2 separate regions of the Homo sapiens genome follow, and region 2 is linked to region 1. The links are chromatin contacts, found by Hi-C or POLR2A ChIA-PET in ENCODE. All regions are on one chromosome and are shown on one strand. Each heading gives the region's core, a stretch centred on a gene start or an enhancer-like site at or near the end of the contact. The rest is flanking DNA. Distances are from core to core; before and after follow the strand shown.

What was found. Hi-C counts contacts between places; a loop is a spot of excess contacts on that map. ChIA-PET counts read pairs that join two places held with the same protein, here RNA polymerase II (POLR2A). Pooled maps may share reads with other maps.
Region 2: a map with no recorded cell type shows a loop between it and region 1 (2.4-fold over the local background). The contact joins two enhancer-like sites. A Hi-C loop is called at or near these places in 3 of 37 single-sample maps with no recorded cell type and 7 of 50 pooled maps. POLR2A ChIA-PET finds 5 or more read pairs at or near these places in 1 of 52 experiments (T-cell).

Annotation. Positions count from the first base shown.
Region 1 is chr13:98,853,743-98,860,668 of GRCh38, reverse strand. DOCK9 (dedicator of cytokinesis 9) reads left to right here. Exons shown (of 53, transcript NM_001366683.2): 33 at 147-264; 34 at 4,638-4,771. Among named protein-coding and RNA genes, the nearest start is that of DOCK9-AS1, 25 kb to the right of the region's middle. RefSeq lists an enhancer at 6,551-6,860. Within about 2 kb of position 3,513, at least 6 of the 41 ENCODE cell types and tissues checked have a DNase peak (open chromatin) inside an H3K27ac peak, as active enhancers do.
Region 2 is chr13:99,176,457-99,183,382 of GRCh38, reverse strand. No RefSeq gene overlaps it. Among named protein-coding and RNA genes, the nearest start is that of UBAC2-AS1, 21 kb to the left of the region's middle. RefSeq lists enhancers at 1,418-1,930, 6,308-6,397. Within about 2 kb of position 4,509, at least 3 of the 41 ENCODE cell types and tissues checked have a DNase peak (open chromatin) inside an H3K27ac peak, as active enhancers do.

The DNA.
Region 1 (6,926 bases), core at 2,264-4,763:
CGCCTCAAGGCTACTCCTCCCATGCAGGCAGGCACGTTGAATGCATCAGGCTGTCTTGGTCCTGCACTTGCCCTGGCACTTCCAAGAACAGGGGAGGAATCCTTTCCAGTCATCTTTGATTGTTTCTGCTTTCCTCTCCTTGACAGACTGTGAAGGATGAATCCCTGGCTCTACCAGCTGTGAATCCGCTGGTGACGCCGCAGAAGGGAAGCACCCTGGACAACAGCCTGCACAAGGACCTGCTGGGCGCCATCTCCGGCATTGGTAACGCTCCATGCTCTTGTGGGCTTCTCTCCACCATCACTCTGAAAGTGTCTTGGAGCCAATAGTTGGTGAACGTGTCACACTTGTGTGGTAGGACCTTGAAGTCTAAGTTGCTTTCCTGAGTATTCTTTTCCTGCTTGTGATAGTCAACAACTGAAACCCCTCAGCCATGCCCTGAAATAAAGGTCCCGGATGCCTGTGACTCCTCAGGATCATACAGTTAATCACTGGCTCACGCTGTTTGCTTTTTGTTCAACGTTTGTTGAGTTTTCATTTTAAATCTTAATTGGATTGTGTATACTGTTAAGGGATATTTTTGCAGGTGGTGGGGGGAGGGGAACACTGATTTGTAGTGTTAGCAATTTTGATGAAATATGACATAGTAATTCCAGAAGAACGTAGCAGTTTGTGGCTAGAATTCAGTGCTAAAATCAGTTCTCAAAAGTCTTCTGTCCCGCAAGACTTTTTCTGTGTGAAATAACAGAAGAGCGGCCACCTCTGAGAGAAAAACACGTGACACAAATCAAGATTCTAATAGTTTCTCCATAAGAAAATGCCGGACATAATGTACTTATTAATATTCTGACTAAATGAACGCCTGTGCTAGCTTTTCCTCAGAGATAGCAGTTTACATATATATATATATATATACACACACACACACACACACACACAAACACACATATCCTCCAAGAATTGTCACAGGTGCTCACAGCCTTCTTCAGTCTTTATTTCTCCCTGTCTTTATCACATTTTGAATAAAGAAAGCATCCTACTATGGCTAGTGGCTAGACTACCTAATAATGGGACTAATTCATGGGATAAAATAAATGGCAGCCTTTATCCAATTAACTCACAGGACTTGCCCACTCTGAGATTATGTCTTTACCTTTGCCGGTGGTGGTGGTGGTAATACGCCATTTCATGTAGGGGATGAAACTGGGTAGAATTTAACATGAGAAACCCCACACCAATGCCCAAATTTATCCTGCAATAATAATACCAGTCCTTAACCTGGTTGATATTTATGTGTCTTTTTCACAGTTATGCTCTCCTTAGTTGACACTGTAAAGATTAAAAGAGTTAATTCATGCAAAATGCTTGCAACAGAGCCTGGCACACGGTAAATGCTCAGCAAATGTTGGCTGCTGTCACGAGTTTCCATTTGCCTTTCTTCTGGGCCTTCACTCTGTCTCTGCCCTGCTTTGCCCCATTCCCAGCCACTGCTCCAGAAGCAGGGAGGGGACCTTCCTTAGAGGGTTTTGTCTGCAGTGGTTCACAGCACTAGCTTTAAAGTCAGACAGATGCAGCCTTGGATCTGGAATCGACCATTTACTAGTTACCATGGCAGGATGTTGTCTATCTTCTTTGCCCTCCATACCCATGTCTTCAAAACGGTCGTTAGAGGGATTAAGAGCTGATACAAAGTGTATGGTGGTTGGCAGAGAGGAGTCAGATGAGTGGAAACATCACTTCACTGTAACCTTGATCATTTCCACAAAGTTTTAATACTTCTGTTTGACTCTTTTGACTCTTCTCCAATTCAGAATTCACCTTGTTAGGATTGGGGACTTCTTTAGAACTTGGAGATAGGCCACTGGGGATCTTTAGCATCATAGCCTCCAATTGCTCCGCACTGACATTGCAGCTGTGAAAAGTACTTGAAACTGACTTAATCCTTTTTCACTCTTGAATTTTAAGATCCAAATCCACTTTTCATAGGAATTCACCTCGACAGGCTTATTATACTCAGGTTATCTATATTGCCTCCTTTCTTGAAGATTTAAATCCCTGTTCTCTTTTAGGAGTACCTTCCAGGGAAGCCTCATCTTTGAACTGGGTTTACTAGTTTTTTTCTGGCAGCTTTAACAATTCTTTGTTCATCAGGGAGTTTCTAGCTAATTTTAGTCCTGGTGCTTCTCCTTCAAGAGCAAACTCTCCTTACATCTCTGTTAGAAGAATCCTGTTTCCACACATACTGAGAATGTGCCGTCACAGTTTTTTAAATGTCTTTGGATCATGGTGCCTGAGAGTTTTAAAAGTGATTCACTGCCTGGATAAAAACTACTCTGAGATTACATTCATTTTAAAAGGCAAGCGTCCTGAGGCTCAGGGTTTCTTTTTCCACCTACTCAGTGGTACCAAGGGAAGAGGGACGAATTTATCTTCTTTTCATTTTACTCAAGTGTCGTTTAAGGACTTTAAAAGCTATGCACTGGGCCAGGATATTAAATACAAACACATACACAAAGACATAAAAATAGGAACAAACTAAGCATATTGATTTTGATATATTGCATTTCCATCTGTTTGTCTTAAATTAGGACTCTAGTTCTGGAATCAAGCTTGAGACTCTGAGAACTTAGGGCCTAATTTTACTTTACTGAGGACCTCTTTCTCTTGAGTTCTGTGTTCTTTTTCATGACTTCTGTGTTCTTCAAATGCTGTTCTACATTAAATATGAAATATGATTATATTAGAAAAATTATAATTTGGTCATAGCATGTGTTTCTTATCTGAGTACAGAAAAAGGCCATAGTTTTTTCACAGGGTTTTTACCTGTCCCTTGCGACAATCATTCACATGGTTTCTCTCCTGGGGAGACGCAGCCACTGGCTGACAATAAGGCTTAATGAAACCATGTTCAAGCCTTTGCTTCTTTTTTCAAATTCTCCTGGCTCTTCTTTTCTTGATCTTTAATACACTGAATCAGTTTCAGGGATAGCAGTGAATAAATCTGAGTGTTCAACAGAGGGAAGGATTTATGACCTTGATGTCACAGGTCTTCCTTCTAAGGTTAAAGAGTTAAAGACTGACCAGGCACGGTGGCTCATGCCTGTAATCCCAGCACTTTGGGAGGCCGAGGTGGGCAGATCACCTGAGGTCAGGAGTTCGACACCAGCCTGGCCAACATGGTGAAAACCCGTCTCTACTAGAAATACAAAAAAATTAGCCAGGGTTGGTGGCAGTCGCCTGTAATCACAGCTACTTGGGAGGCTGAGGCAGAGGAGTCACTTTCAAATATACTTTTGGTGTAACCTAGAGGCTGGCTATATTTATTTTGTTGTTTATTTATTTTTTAACTTAGAAGTATCCCAGTCCATGGCAGCTCATTTGCCTACTGAGATCTGAAAACAACCAGCCTGTTGTGAAGTGCCAAGTAATGGCATCTTCAGCTTGCGTCTGGGAGAATGTGTGCTCACAGCTGCCAGACACAGAGTCCAAATCTCCTGATGCCATCTGCCAAACCAGCCAGGCCTTTCCGCTGGAGGCACGCCTTTTGGTTCAGCACGGAATGTACAAGTCCAAAGAGTCGTTTTAAATTATGTGATTTATTTAAATCTTATCTAAGCAGGAAGTCAATCTATTACCTTAAAAAATTCCATAGTACCAAGATAGGGAGTGATTTCTGCCTTCAAATACTGTTTTTTTCATGGACATCACAAATTTTATTTCCACATTAGATTTCCTTTCTGCTCATAGTTGTTTATAGCAGATTCCCAGATATTCCCCGTTCACAGCACCCTTAGTGTCACTTTATTTCGTGGCATCCCTAGGCTGAAAGACACACCCAGCAGTTCTCTTTATTAGGTACTTAGGACCAAATAACTTAATAAGTACTTACATCCTAACAATTTAGTAGGCACTTAAAAGAAATAATACACATAAATTTAAAGGAAACAATTAATTTTATTTTTAATAACCACAACTCACTACAAATGGGTGGTGTGTACCTGTTGGACACTGACAGCTTCTCAGCCTTTGGGTCAGATTGGCCAGCACCATTCGCATTTCCTGTCCCTCATTGATTACTTGCCTTTTATCATAGCAGGCCCCCAAATACCCAGCTTCACAAATATGTCTTCAAAAGGAGCATAGCACAACCTGCTGCTGAAACAGCAGCTTCTGGCTGAGGTCACATATCACTGTGTTCTCCTCGAAAATTTAAAATACCCCATGACACCCCTCAGAGTTGGGTAGGCTCCTCAGTGTTTATTACCAGTTTGAATGCTACAAGTTTGTTGTGTGGTTTAATTTTGTGATTTGATAGTTGTAGGTGGATTTATCTTTTAATTTTTTTAAGTCTTCATTCTATCACATTCTGAAACAGGTATGCATTTAGTCTTTAGCGATCAAAGGTGGTTTCTAACAAGTGAATTGATGTTTACATCTGAATGTTTCAGACTAGTTTCTTTTTATCTCATTGTATATGACCTGGTTCTTTAAAGGTGAAGTAATGGAATGCAACTCTTGAGCCAACTTCCTAACAGAAAAAATAAGTGCAATAAAAGCAATTTCCCTTAAAGTTCAGTACTCATCTTTATTTTGTTCTGTCTTAATAAAACTTTATTGTTGGCTTGATTTCCATTTAGCTTCTCCATATACAACCTCAACTCCAAACATCAACAGTGTGAGAAATGCTGATTCGAGAGGATCTCTCATAAGCACAGATTCGGGTAACAGCCTTCCAGAAAGGAATAGTGAGAAGAGCAATTCCCTGGATAAGGTAATTGCTTTTCACCCAACACAAATGTTTCTTATAATCAATGGATTTAGCCCAAAGTAAACGTACTTCATGTTCTAGTGCCTTTTAAGTGTGACCTTTTGTTTTTTTCTAAACCACCCGGCTGACCTGGAGTAGGTGATGAGAGCTTTAAGGTTGGGGCCCATTCCTTGAAGTGCTCTGATTCCTGTTTCCAGTACCTCAGATCCTGGGCAGGGTTTGCAGTGGAGCGTCTTGAGTGAATGGCTCTGGTGGGTTGAACGGGGAGGGACTCAAAATGCTGCCCATCTCAATTTCCTGTAGTCTTTTTATTTATTTATTTATTTTTTGAGACAGAGTCTCGCTCTGTCGCCCAGGCTGGAGTACAGCGGCACGATCTCAATTCACTGCAACCTCCGCCTCCTGGGTTCAAACGACTCCTCTGCCTCAGCCTCCCCAGCAGCTGGGACCACAGGCACAAGCCACCACGCCCGGCTAATTTTTGTATTTTTAGTAGAGATGGGGTTTCACCATATTGGCCAGGCTGGGCTCAAACTCCTGACCTCGTCATCCGCCCGCCTCGGCCTCCCAAAGTGCTGGGATTACAGGCGTGAGCCACTACACCTGGCCAATTCCCTGTAGTCTTTATACCAGAGACACCATCATCAACACAGCTCTCCACCCACAAGGGTGTTAGGTCTGAAGCCAGCTCCAGAGAATAATTGATCATATAGGTGATTCAGGGGTAAGAAATCACTTTATTCACACAGCACGCACCCACAACACAACACTTCCTCCTCATACTTAGCCTTTTTTCTTGAAACTACTAAGTGCTCAGACCATTTGGAACTTTGTAGGAAAGGATAAAGTGTGGGTTTAAACCTGGAGCCATGGTAGATTGGTATCACTTTGGGCACAGATTTTCTAAGTTACTTCAAGTTACAGGCAAGTGCCCATCCCAATAAACAGCTGAGCCATTTAGGGATTTATCCCTAGTTCTCCAAAAACACCCGGAAGACATCCTTCCTCAGCATCAGGTTTATAATCTTGTCACGCATCCCATGGCTGGCATTGACATGGTTACCATTAAATGCAGTTCTGTTGAGGTGCGAGCAGCTCAGTTTGGGTGTGTCATGACGTATTGAACTTTTCCCTTGACCCCAACATGCCTTCATGTATAGAGGGAGAAGCTGCTCCGAAGGCACTCTGCTTGTGTCATACGCAGTGCTGAAGAGGAGGAGGAGAGCTGCCAGTCAGCCAGGAAAAACCGGGTCACTGTGGATTTTTCCCTTCTAATGATTCCACCTTTGCCAGAGGAGACATTGAATGCAACACCTTCCCTCCCACTGCCGGAAGTACTAAGTTCTCCAGTGGCTCTGATCAAGTGGGCAGGCCAGAGGGTGCATCCATACCAGTTTTGCCACTAATTTCCCCTGTATTTTTTTGTAAATGAAAATATTCACATATTTTATTAAGCCTGATATATATATGTATATATATACACACACACACACACGCATAATTTTTTTTTCAATTGGCCACCAGCACCTTGAATAAAACATCTTTTTTCCACTATTGTTTTTGCTTTGATATTTGGTAAAAAAATTTTTTTTATTTCAATTGGAAATTCAACTGGGAGAGTTTTTAAATCTCCTGTGTTTGCAATCACATGATGAGATTCTTGTTCTGCTTTTTTTCCACAAGAACCTGCTGCCTAGTGGCAAAATTGCCCTCTTGTTTGCCCCAAGCTTTCTGACGTTTGCAGTGTTGAGCTAAGCTGATGAGGGAGTGACCTCATCAGTTTAGGACCTCTGGCCATGCTGTGCTGACGTGTCCCTGTTTGTCCCGGTTGGGCACCTGCCTATTGTGTTCCCTGAGCAGTGCCCACAGCACGCCCCATAATGCACCCTGGGTGATGGCGCCTGGGCTCCAGGTTCTGGGGTGCTTTGGTCACAGCAGCACCACAGGCACTTGCTGTTTCAGCCACGGCTGTTGTCCTCAGGAGGTGGTTGGTTGTGCAGTGTCTTCTGAGTCATGGTTTCTGTTCTTGATCCTAGCACACATACTTTCTTGCATGAGGTTTCAATATACTTGGCATCTCAGAAGGTTTTACTTGGCATAGCTAAAGCTGTGTTTATCCAGTGAGAAAGGTCTGTGCCTTCTGCTTGTCCCTCAGGAG
Region 2 (6,926 bases), core at 3,260-5,759, 320 kb before region 1:
TCCTATTTTGTAATACCAAGTGTTTTAAACCCTTTATATTTGACAAACTTTCCAAAATCAAATTATAAATTATGTCTTTTTCTAACCTAATTAATCCTTTAAGAAATGAGTTTCCCTAAGTCCAAAAATGACAAAATTTGGCTTATTTTGGTATAAAAATTATACAGGAAGTGTCAAATATGAAATGGTGTTTGGTTTTCTTTGGGCTGTATTTGTATAAATATGTTACTGGTATGTGTTCCAAAATTATGGGAAACTCCTGTATTTCTGATATAACTTAGTGTACATTATCAGTAATAGTCATAAGTGTTGTTAAAATTATTGTGTGTCACAGAGGTAACACATTTCCTTGTCAATTGTGTCTTTTAACTGTGGCTGCCTTAAAACTTTTTTCATCCACAGACAATTCTCTTGTTTATCTTGTTTTAAACCCCTTTAAAAGGTGGGTTTATAATCAGTTATAGGACTCTAACAGGTGCACTTAAATGCAGTTTTGCTGATAACTTTGGAAACTGTGACATTGGAATAAAGGAATAAACTTTCAGAACTCTCATGGAGAGCTGAAATGTTTATGACTATCAAACAGAACAGGAGTTAACTGAATTAACTGAACCAATAGAAAACTAATCTTTTTGACCTTTTTGCTTAAAACATTGCTAATACTTTGTTTTGTTTTTTAGAATTATGAAAACTAAAGCTATTTACAGCTTTTAACAATTGAGTAAAGTATACTGTTACCAGAATTGGGAGCATATTTGTTTCTCTCTACCTGGTTTCTCCAGAATTTGGAAACTATTTGTGAGTATTCTTAATTTATGGCAGTATAGTTATTTGCATAAGTGCCATAAGAATCTGTTTTCTTTTGCAATAGGACACAATTGGAGAAATTGGTTATTTTACTAAGGCTTTGACTGGGATGGTGTGCTTTCCTTTAAGGAATCGACTTGTGGAGCTAATAAAGCCCTTGGAAAAACTGGCCTCATATTTTGTGTACACAGTCCCTGTACAGGTTTTCTGACCTGTGTAAGTACAGAATTCACTTTCTGACAGGCACAGAAGCCCCAGGTTTATGTTGGGACCTCAAGAGAAGGGGAAATTCACCCAACTCATAGATATTTGATGGCACAAATCTATGGCTGGGCTTCGCTTTTAAAATGTCTTATCTGCTATTCCTCCTATGGAACAAAGTTCCATCAAAGCCAATTTGAAAGCCTATGTAAAAGATAATTATTCTTGCTGCACTGTATACAAATAATTAGGCCAAGTATAATAAAGCAAGCCAGTCCCACCATGTTTTGTCTTTAGTAAAAATGGGAAACTGGAGAGAGAATAATTATGTTTCAAAACTACAGTAGACCTGTTGTTAGATTCTAGTCTGCCTAATGTTTTTTTCAATTTGTATTATTTTCTACAGTTTAGACTGAATTCTAATTTTTCTTGGCTACAAGTCCATAAAATAATGTTTTCAATTTCTTTTCCTTCTTTTTTTCCATTTTTCCTAATTTAGAGTCACTGAAAACTAAGCTGTGTTTTCTTAAAACCCTGCAAACTGAAGCCAGACAACTTGAACTTCAGAAGAAAATAACAGCAACCTATTTACGTACATAAGCCACTTTCATACCTGCCTACTAATGTATGGACTTCAGAGTAATGTGGCTTATATCGATTTTTCTAGGATTGTTCTTTTGTTTGTTGTTGTTTTTTCTCCCTTCCTCCCTGCTATTTTCTCTTCACAGAATGTGAGACTTCACAACCTACTAAAAATGAGCTTTTGGGACTTACCCATCTAGGAATAAACCATCATAGCTATGAGAAATCAGATGAAGCCTGAGACCAGAGACTCATTTTTTTGCAAAATGCTTTCTCCGACAGATTTTACAAAAGAAAAGTGGTGGGGGGCAGGCACAGTGGCTCACACCTGTAATCCCAGCACTTTGGGAGGCCGAGGTGGGTGGATTACCTGAGGTCAGGAGTTTAAGACCAACCTGACCAACATGGTGAAACCCCGTCTCTATGAAAAATACAAAAATTAGCCAGGCATGGTGGTGGGCACCTGTAGTCCCAGCTACTCGGGAGGCTGAGACAAGAGAATTGCTTGAACCCAAGAGGCGGAGGTTGCAGTGAGCTGAGATCACGCCACTTCAGTCCAGCCTGGGCGATGGAACAAGACTCCATCTCAAAAAAAAAAAAAAAAAGGTCAGAAATGTGAAAGGAAAATCTCTTGGGCCCCTAAAATCACTAAGGAAAACTCAAGCTGGAAACTGCTTAGGGCAAACCTGCCTCCCATTCTATTCAAAGCCACTCCTCTGCTCACTGAGATAGATGCATATCTGATTTGCCTCCTTTGGAAAGGCTCATCAGAAACTCTAAAGAATGTAACCCTTTGTGTCTCACCTGTCTGTTACCTGAGTCTTCCTGCCTTTGCTTTAAGTTGCCCCGCCTTTCCAGACCAAACCAATGTACTTCTTACATATATTGATTGATGTCTCATGTCTCCCTAAATGTATAAAACTAAGCTGTCCTCCGACCACCTTGGGTACATGTCCTCAGGACTTCCTGAGGCTGCGTCATGGGTGTGTCCTCAACCTTGGCAAGATAAACTTTCTAAATTAACTGAGGCCTGTCTCAGATGTTCCAGGTTCACATGAGTAACTCCTCTGCATGTCTTCGGCATTCAACAGACACACACTGAATAGGAATTCCCTGCCTCCCTCCTGCGGGGCATGAAGCCAGATGCTAGGATTGCAGAGCTTTCATGGGTGGATGTGCATGGGACAAGTGTGAACACAGTTAGCAGGACAGAGCGGGAGAAGTATCCACCAATGGTTTGACCTGCCCTTAGTCACTTCTCCTGGAAATGACGGAGAGAAGCGTGTTAAGAATTGGGAGAGGGCTGGCCCCAGTGGCTCACGCCTGTAATCCCAGCACTTTGGGAGGCCAAGGTGGGTGGACTCTTTGAGCCCAGGAGTTTGAGACAAGCCTGGGCAACATGGTGAAACCCCCATTTCTACAAAAAATAAAAAAATCAGCTGGGCATGGTGGTGTGTGCCTGTGGTCCCAGCTACTCTGGAGGCTGAGGTGGGAGGATCACTTGAGCCCAGGTGGTGGAGAATGCAGTGAGCCATGATCACACCACTGCACTCCAGCCTGGGTGACTGGGTGACTGAGCAAGACCCTGTCTCTAAAAAAAATTGGGATAGGATATGAGCTCAGAGAGCTCAGAGCTGGGCTCCACAGGACATGGGAATGGGGTGGAGTCAAAAGGACCTGTGGAAGTTTTGGAATTGAAGAGGAAAAAAATGTTTTATCCTCTGAGGCTGACCAAAAGGAAATTGGCTGCAGAAATGTTTGTAGATTGTGGTGGGGGTAGGACGATGTTTGAGGTCACCTATAACAGCTTCAATTTTCTGGATGAAACGAAAGACCAGCTCATTCTTCCTAGAATGAGGGGTCTGGGGCTAAACCCAGGACCTGGCAAGGGCATTAGAGGTTTGAGATAGTGGCTAGGTGGCTGTCTTAGCCCATTTTGTGCTGCTATAAAACAGGATACCTGAGACTGGGTAATTTATAAAGATCAGAAATGCATTTCTCATTGTTAGGGAGGCTGGGAGGCCCAAGACAGAGGCACTGGCTTCTGGTGAGGGCTTTCTTGCTGTGTCCTCACTTGGCAGAAGAGTGGGAGAGAGTGAACCCCTTCCCACAAGCCCTTTGCATAGAGGCATCAATCCATTCATGGGGGTGGAGCCCACGTGACCTAAACACTTCCCAAAATGCCCCACCTCCCGACACTGTTGCATTGGGGATTAAGTTTCCAGCCCATGAATACGGGGGTACACATTCAGACCATAGCAGGATTACATCAGTTAGGGTTCCATCAGGGGACCAGCAGAAACACCAGTAATATGAAAAGAGAGAACTAAATACAAAGACTTGTTAACTACATATAATATTCACCAGGTAACTGAAGGTGTAAGGAATAAGTCTGAGATATCACAGAGGAAGCAGCTACCACCTCTCAGGCTGGGCAAACGGAGGGAAGCAGGTCCAATGATTAAAACCTTGAAACTTGGCCAAGTGTGGTGGCTCAGCCTGTAATCCCAGCACTCTGGGAGGCCGAGGTGGGGGATGATGGATCACTTGAGGTCAGGAGTTCGAGACCAGCCTGGCCAACATGGTGATACCTAATCTCTACTAAAAATACAAAAATTAGCAGGATGTGGCGGTGCATGCCTCTAATCCCAGCTACCTGGGAGGCTGAGGCAGGAGAATCGCTTGAATCTGGGAGGTGGAGGTTGCAGTGAGCCAAGATCATGCCACTGCACTCCAGCATGGGCAAAAAAAGTGAGACTCTGTCTCAAACAAAAACAAAAACAAAACCTTGAAACTTAGAGGAGTGGTCCCAGGGGACTGGGACCAGACCTCTGAGAAGGACGCGCTGGCCAGCTGGTGGCGGGCTGGGAGTGGTGAAACTGGCTCTGCTGGTGTTGCAAGCACTGGCATCTGGATTCAGCTGCTGCTGCAGAAAGCAGCTGCATTTGCTGGGTGGAGTGTCCCTGGGGTATTGCTCAAAGGGGCCCCAAGCAGCAAGGAGGTCACGAGCCCCTCCTTCTTCCTCAGCTTCCTGTAGCACCCCAAAATGGTAGAACCCAACTTGTGGTTTGCAGAGTCTCAGCCCAACATCACAAAGCCAAGCAGAGAAGCCTGGGTTTGGAGTGAGAGGCAATAACTTAGTAACTGTCATGGGGAACGCACAAAGCCATCCCTCACTGTATGAGTGACATTTAGGGACTGTGCAGGCACATGAGTCTGTATATTGGCTGAATTTCTTTCCTTTGCCTTCTGCAAATCATTTCGTATTCTCCTAGGCCCTTGCCATATTGGAGAAATATCAGAAAATCCTTAATGGGTCTCCTGGTTCAAAAGGAACTGACCAACGATTACAAGTGTCTATCAACAGATGAATAAATAAGCAAAATGCAGCAGAAACATACAATGGAATATTGGCCTTGAAAAGGAAGGAAATCCTGACCTGTGCTCTAACATGGAAGAACCTGGAAGATCATCTGCTAAGGGAAATACGCCAGTCTCAGAAGGACAAATACCGAGTGATTCCACTTATATGAGGTGCCCAGAATAGGCAGATGCCTGGAGAGGGGAAGGAGAGTGGTGGTTGCCAGGCCTGAAGGAGGAGGGAATGGGCAGTTGTTGTTCGGTGGGTCCAGAGCTTCAGTTCTGCAGGATGGAAAATGTTCCGCGGATGGTGGTGGTGGTGGCTGCACAACAGTGTGAATGCATTGAATGCGTGTGACTGCACACTGAGAAATGGCTAAGGCGGGACGTTTTACCTGATGTGGATTTGCCCACAGTCACATATTTTTAGAAAGGAACTAGGCTGGCTGCAGTTGCTCATGCCTGTAATCCCAGCACTTCGGGAGGCCAAGGCAGGTGGATCACTTGAGGTCCGGAGACAAGCCTGGCCAACATGGTGAAACCCTGTCTCTACTAAAAATACAAAAAATTAGTCGGGCATGGTGGTGCGTGCCTGTAGTTCCAGCTACTCAGGAGGCTGAGGCAGGAGAATCACTTGAACTTGGGAGGCAGAGATTGCAGTGAGCCAAGATTGCGCCACTGCACTCCAGCCTGGGTGACAGAGTGAGACTCCATCTCAAAAAAAAAAAAAAAAAAGAAAGAAGGAAAGAAAGAAAGAAGTAAGAGAAAAAGAAAAGAAAGAAAGAAAGAAAAAGAAAGAAAGAAAGAAAGAAAGAAAAAGAAAAAAGAAGAGAAGAGAAAAGAAAAGGAAAGAAAGGCAAGAAAAGGCCGGGCGCGGTGGCTCACGCCTGTAATCCCAGCACTTTGGGAGGCCGAGGCGGGCGGATCACGAGGTCAGGAGATCGAGACCATCCTGGTTAACACGGTGAAACCCCGTCTCTACTAAAAATACAAAAAACTAGCCGGGCGCGGTGGCGGGCGCCTGTAGTCCCAGCTACTCTGGGGCCTGAGGCAGGAGAATGGCGTGAACCCGGGAGGCAGAGCTTGCAGTGAGCCGAGATCGCGCCACTGCAGTCCGGCCTGGGTGAAAGAGCGAGAGTCTCAAAAAAAAAAAAAAAAAAAAAAAAGAAAGAAAGAAAAGGGAAGGGGGAAAGGGAAAGGGAAAAGGAAAGGAAAGAAAAGAAACTAGACAGAGGTTAGAGCTGGAGGACATGGGTGGGCGCCCTGAGCCTGATGTGTCACATGCCTTCATCCTCCCACCTTGGGTGAGCAGCATTTTCCAGGCTTTGCTTAGTGAGTTCTGATGTGCAACTGTCTTCGTCGGCCCTGCTGCACACCCACTACAGGTGTATATGAACAGGGACGGTCTGCCCCTCTGGTGGTCCCGGGAATAAAGAATTGATTCCAGCAGATGATAATATAACAGCTAATATGGAGTGTGTTCAGCATGCCAGGCACGTGTGTGATCCGCAGCACACCTGTGTTGTAGAGCCTGTTATCACCTCCATTTTACGATGAGAAACCTGAAGCTCAGAGGGGTTGTGTCCAGCCTCCGGTCACCCACCTGCCAAGTGCAGAAGCCGAGGTAGAACCGGGCTCTCCGTCCGGGATCTCGTGCCCTTCACCGCGGGACTCTACCTCCCCCTAGTGGACCATCTAGCCTTGCATGGTCTCACATCCAGTTTCTACACAGGTGGGATACCCAGCTGTCTCCACTCATGAGAGGTAACTTCGCATTCGCTGTTTGCTGTTCCACAAGCATGCCCCTTTCTCTTGCCCTAGCTCCACGCTGGCTGTGTTCCAACAAGTGGCAGCAGTGCTGAGTTTTGCTGCACACCCAGCGAGGCACCCCAGACTCTCACCTGCCAGGAGCACCCCTGCGGGCTTCAGAGGCTTGTGGCAGGATTACCAGGTGTTCCTTACCATGGTCCGTCAAT